Linked DNA regions of Homo sapiens: region 1 is linked to region 2. A link is a contact called in ENCODE Hi-C data. All regions are on one chromosome and are shown on one strand. The core of a region is the stretch at or near the end of the contact, and the rest is flanking DNA. Distances in the headings are between cores, read along the strand shown. Region 1 has its middle 150 kb from the start of LINC01164. Region 2 overlaps CTBP2 (C-terminal binding protein 2).

Region 1 (2,947 bases), core at 17-2,516, 6.6 Mb after region 2:
GGAAAATCTACCAGACTAATAGTGGACTTCTCAGCAGAAACCTTACAAGCCAGAAGAGATTAAGGTCCCATTTTTAGCCTTCTTAAAGAAAAAAAAATCCAGCCAAGAGTTTCATATCCTGGCAAACCAAGCTTCATAAACAAAAGAGAAATGAAGTACTTCCCAGACAAGCAAACACTAAGGGAATTTGTCACCACCACACTGGATCTACAAGAAATGTTCAAAAAAGTATTAAACATGCAAACAAAACAAAAGAGTAATACTGCTACCATAAAAGCACATATAAGTACAAAGCTCACAGACTCCATAAAGCAATGACCCAATTGAAACTACAAAGCAACTAGCTAACAACACTATGACAGGAATAAAACTTTACATATCAATACGAACCTTGAATGTAAATGGCCTAAATGAGTGGCAAACTGGATTTTAAAAAATAAGACCAACTTCCTGGTGCCCTCAAGAGACCCATGTCACATGTAATGACACCCAGGGGATTGAAGTAAGGGTATGGAGAAGAATCTACCATGCGAATGGAAAACAGAAAGAGCAGGGGTTGCTATTCTTATATCAGATAAAACAGACTTTAAAACAATAACAGTAAAAAAAAAAAAAAAAAGACAAAGAATATAAAAAAGGGATAAAGGGTTCATCCTACATATCTAGTCACCCAACATCAAAGCAGCCAGTTTTATAAAACAAATACTACTAGAACTAAGAACAGACATAGACAGTATTACAATGATAGTGGAGGACTTCAACACCCCACTGACAGCACTACACACATCCTCAAGGCAGAAAACTAGCAAAGAAACTCTGGGCTTAAACTAGATGTATGACCAATTGGACCTAATAGACATCTACAGAATACTCTATCCAACAACCACAGAATATACATTTTTCCCTTCTTTGCATGGAACATTCTCTACAGTTGACCACATGCTCGGTCATAAAGCAAGTCTAAATGAATTCCAAAAAACTGAAATCACATCAAGCATTTTCTCAGACCACAGTGGAGCAAAATTAGAAATCAATACCAAGAGGAATTCTCAAAACCACACAAGTACAAGGAAACTAAACAACTTGCTCCTGAATGACTTTTGGGTACACAATGAAATTAATAAAGAAAGAAAGAACTGTGAAACAAACGAAAATAAAGACACAACATGCAAAAAGCTCTGGGATACAGCAAAAGCATAAGCTGTGTCAGGAGTCAAATATGCTGAGGTCACCCCAGGAGGGGAGTTCCCTAGGCTCATTTCTAGAAAGCTTGTCACTTTCTGTGAGTGTCCCAGCATTTCCTGTTCACCGCAGGTGGAGGGCCCCACTCTCTATGTGTTAAGCCTGAGCAAACACACACACCAGAGTTCCATATTTACCTAAAGCCAGACCCGCACCACGTGGCCCCACACCACTGCTCAGGTTGTGCTCAGGTCAAATCAGAACATGCGGAAATGTTGATTTTCAAAGAAAACTATTAGCAGTTCAAGCATAAAGCTCCCTGCCTGGAGTGCAGTAAAAAGAAGGGCACCAGAAGTCCCCAGGGGCTCCCACAAGACTCACAGGAGCCACTTCCTTGTGGGAACACAGCCCTGTTCATGTTTGCTGCTGCTGAAATCATCCAAATCTACTTCCGGATATGGCGAATCTGCGTATTTTTATAAATTTCTTCGAAAGGCCTATATCTGTATACATGGGCCACAAAGGCTTATATCCTTATACAGACTAGAGTGGTAAATTTCTAGAAATGTCCCCAAGGAGGAAAGAAATGTGCCCTCAAAAATAGTATAAACAAAAGCATGGAATTTGCAAAAATAATGGAAATGTGCAATATTTTATTTTTCTCACTATCATGTATTAATAACAAAAATTATGTGTGGTGTATGATATTTAAGAAAGCAGCAGCCACAGACCTGCCACGTGGACCAGCACATGCGAGATGTTTGCAGACGTGGCCGGAAGTGTGCTGCTGTTTGGCCACAAGTCTCAGCTCCTTCCCCCCCACACTCACAGTCTCACTGGACAAGGGGAGCAAGACACCTGTTTCTAGACTATACCAGAGCTGTGCTACCAATGCCAAGACCCTGCTGCTTCTCCCCCTGTAGGACCAGTGGCCAGGAACACAGCCTCTCATCTTAAGATCAAAAGTCACTGAGAAGAAACCAACAAGCAAAGAAAGAAGAGTTGCCACCATCCCTCAGTGGAAGAAACTCACCTTAACCCTTGCATTTTATAGATTCAGTCAATGTTTTCTGATTGAGCCATTTTGGAATTGGAAAGGGCTAATATCATAGGTGAATTTCACATAAAAATCTGTCAGCCTGATAATTTTTGAGAACCGTATTCAGGGAATAGAGGTTGGGTGGCAATATGTGAATAGCCTTTGATTTAATTCAATGAACATTTATCAGATACTTCCATGTGCTATGTTATGGGGAAGTAAAATAGGCAAGGCCACTACCCTATCTAGAGAGTATTCTAGAAAGTGCCTCCCTGATGGAGGTTTAAGTTTTAATGTTATGATTTCAGAGATATTTGCATAGCTAAAGGAGAGTTCATGATTTCTCCCCAAAGAATGTGTTTTTTTTTAAAAAAAAGTGTACACAAATTACGTGTTTATAAGAAACCATAAAAGAGCAAATAAAAATATTGCATAATTGTACCACCCCTTTAGAAATAGAAACACTCTTTTTCTATTGTTTGTCATTCTATAATTATATGCAGGCACAAATATGAAAGAATCATTTCGATCCACACATAGCAGCTTTTCTTACAAATGCAGGACCACACGTGTAGACTGTTCTGTGATTTCCTGGACTGGCCAAATGCTACTACAATAATGCTGCACAGTGAACAGTCTCAAAACATCACTGGCTTCCAACGATGGTTTCATTCTAGTGTGCATGGCTCTGCAGGCCCATGTGCTTCAGCCTGACCCAGGTTGGGC
Region 2 (3,148 bases), core at 401-2,900:
TGTTACTCTGCGCACATCTTCATCTCTGATGTGGAAACAGCATGGGCGAATCGGTCTGGTGGGGAAAAACATCATACTTAAGAAATACGGAGAATTTATTTCTCCGCAAGCCACATACGTGTTTTACCCCACACGTCATGAGGCCTGTGGCACCCCGATGGGGACTGAGCATTCACTCTTCTGCCCACGTGAGGAACCAACAAAAGCTGGCAAGGACACCCCAGGATAACACCCAAACACGTCGACTCGTGCGAAAGGCCTCATGCACGATCCTTTCTTGCTGTGGCAAAACCGTTAAGTTTCTCTCAACACACACAAAACCGAAGTAAAATGCTCATCCTCTGGCTCCCCTACAGTAGTAAAAATTAATTGCCACATAAAATTGCTGATTCCTACCAAATGAAGCTGTACGATTTATCAGCTCATGGATGGCGCAAACTCAATGGTGGTTTAACTACATCACCTGAGTTATTGCTGTGTTTTCTCTCAGTGACAGCTTTACGGGGAATGTAAGTTTTGCGAATTCATTCATGTAGGACAAACTTCCAAAGTAAACAAAAGCATTAAGCAGACACAGCTCTCCCGTGGCTATGTCACAGCGATTCTCAAAGCCACAGGGTGTCTGGGCAAGAAGGGTGGACACCCCGTGTAGGGACCCCTGCAGCAACTCCATCAGGCACGGTTTTCCCCCACCCCCAGGCTGCAGTGCCACCTTCCAGGGGTGCTCTCTGCTGAAGCCCTCAACCCCCCGCACCCCAACTTTAGAGGCCATCGTAATTTAATTATCCAACTCCAATTCCACATAGGAATCCAGTTATTTAAAATGCATTAAAAAAATAAATCACTGCCAGTAGGTTTTGTATTTTTGGCCAGGACAAAGAATTTATAAACAGCTTATATATATGGTGTGGAAGACAGTTAGATGGTGAATACCTCAGGGAACACCATAGTCTCCTCGGTTTTCACCAGAGTTTGCCTGGGAGCCGGGACATCCCTATCATTTTATGGGCTATTTCTGTTTTCTTCATCATTTGTCCCCTGTCCATTAGACAACAATGGATTGATCTTTTTCTAATCTGAATTAGGCCAGGCACAAACAGGTAAGTTACCTTCCGGTTTCCATAATTACGGGAACAGGCAAGTACTTCTTCCAAACTCAGGCCTTCAGAGAAAAATAACTGTGGTGGGAGGGGTGCAATCCCTGGGGAAACAGCGTTCTTGGTGAGGACAATGCTGAGGTCACCCATCGGTCTCCGAAGAATAGCAGTTCTACTTCTCAAGGGAAGAGAGCCCCAACTCTAAGAATTTCAGGTACATGAAAAAAAAGTGCCACAATCCATTGTCCAAGTTTGCCTTATGTTCTATTTATAGTCAGAGTGCGTGCTCTGAATCTGTTTTAGAATCATGTTCTTCAGGACAACTTGAAATAAAAATCAGAGAAGTTTAGTTTCAAAAAAGGCAGAGAGGTGACTATCCACCCAGGAGACTTCACCCATTCCCGCCACGCCAGTGTCCCCAGTCAGCCTTGACCCTGCTTCCCTGACTGTGTAGTGAGATGTGGGGATTCAGCCCAAGGCTTGTGGTTAAAGACAGAGGAAGAAAAGACAAAGAATGAAACCTTTCTGGTTTGGTGACTTAGCTCAGAGCTGGTCTGGCTCTTCTCTACTTTCTTGCCAAGTTTTGCATATTTGGGATTTCAGTTTCACAAGCTTCCCCACCTCACTGGTTTTACTGCTTAACGAGCAGAGAATATGCTCTAATGATTATCTGAAACACACCCACAGGTAACCACAACTGTTTCACACAGAACAGGAAATGCCCAGCAAAGAAACTCTCACTTGATGATGAAATGTTTGCCACTAGAAAATACATCGTACTGTCCCCATTCCATGGGCTCCCCAAACCACTCTGCACAAAAACTGTGGTTGCGGAGGGGCTGCTTGACAGACTGTTCTTTGACTGGGCTCTTCAGGTTCCAGTCTTTCCAGGGAGGTCCAGCCATCATCAGATCCAAATGGAAGTCTTGCAACTGGGGCACTCTGCTTGAACTCAAATGCCCCCAACAAGAGCCTTGTTCTCTTTGTGATGATTTCCTGTGCTGCACACATGAATCTGTGCTTTTCTCAATGTGCACTTTTTAAAAAATTGAAAACAACCCAAGGATGAGTCAACATTTTAATGCAGCTCATACCTGACTGTCAACTTCAGCAAAATAAAGGGAAGGAAGAGCAAAGCCCGCAGGGGCTTTGGGGAAGGCGAGGTGGCGAAGGGAAGAGGCAGGATCCGGCTAACAAATGCCAGTATCAGGGAAATACCAAGTCCACATCCTGCGCAGTCAGCTCCCCAGGATTTGTTTTTGTGGGTCTCTGAGCTGAGAGCTAAGGGGGCCGGAGGGAGAAAGTGGGAGGTAAAGTTAGAGGAGGGACTCACTGTAGGAGCACACTGCCAGCTCTTGTGGCCAGCCCCAGTGGAAAAGAAATCCCACTAAATTTACATCCATTCGTGCTCCATATGAAGAAGCTGAGGGTCACTGTCCTCTTCTAGCTATTTCATTCAGCTGGCTTTCCAGTCTATCAGAAAAATGCCATCATCGGCTGGGTGTGGTGACTCTCACCTATAATCCCAACACTTTGGGAGGCTGAGGTGGGCGGATAGCTTGAGCCTAGGATAGCTTGAGACCAGCCTGGGCAACATGGCGAAACCCTGTCCTAAGAAAAATACAAAAATTAGCCTGGCTTGGTGGCATGCGCCTGTAATCCCAGCTACCCAGGTGGCTGAGGTGGGAGGATCGCTTGAGCCCAGAAGGCAGAGGTTACAGTGAGCCCTGATTGTGCCATGGCACTCTAGCCAAAAAAAAAAAGCCGTCATCTTCTTGATGGTGAACTCCCTCTAATGCTCAGGCTGATGTCCTAACACCCAGGACAACGTCTGAGTGACCAGTGGCTCTTGGCTGAGGGATGTGAGCTATGAGCCCCTACATCACAGCTTCTGTTAACATGGCGATGGCTAGGCACAGGCAGCCACCCCTCTACCAAGCCACATCCCAAATCCTAACCCCAGCAGAGCCAGAGACTCAATGCTTTGTGTCACATGGAGCTACCAACATCAGGACCAGCGAGAAATCGGGAAAACATCAAGTCAGAACGTC

Evidence for each region. A loop is a pair of places that touch in the nucleus more often than their neighbours do. Pooled maps may share reads with other maps.
Region 1: a map with no recorded cell type shows a loop between it and region 2 (36-fold over the local background). The contact joins two enhancer-like sites. A Hi-C loop is called at or near these places in 2 of 37 single-sample maps with no recorded cell type and 2 of 50 pooled maps.

What each region holds. Positions count from the first base shown.
Region 1 is chr10:131,640,070-131,643,016 of GRCh38, forward strand. No RefSeq gene overlaps it. Among named protein-coding and RNA genes, the nearest start is that of LINC01164, 150 kb to the right of the region's middle. RefSeq lists an enhancer at 1,487-1,636. Within about 2 kb of position 1,267, at least 2 of the 41 ENCODE cell types and tissues checked have a DNase peak (open chromatin) inside an H3K27ac peak, as active enhancers do.
Region 2 is chr10:125,063,226-125,066,373 of GRCh38, forward strand. All of the region lies in intron 2 of CTBP2 (C-terminal binding protein 2), which reads right to left. Among named protein-coding and RNA genes, the nearest start is that of MIR4296, 32 kb to the left of the region's middle. RefSeq lists an enhancer at 1-355. Within about 2 kb of position 1,651, at least 15 of the 41 ENCODE cell types and tissues checked have a DNase peak (open chromatin) inside an H3K27ac peak, as active enhancers do.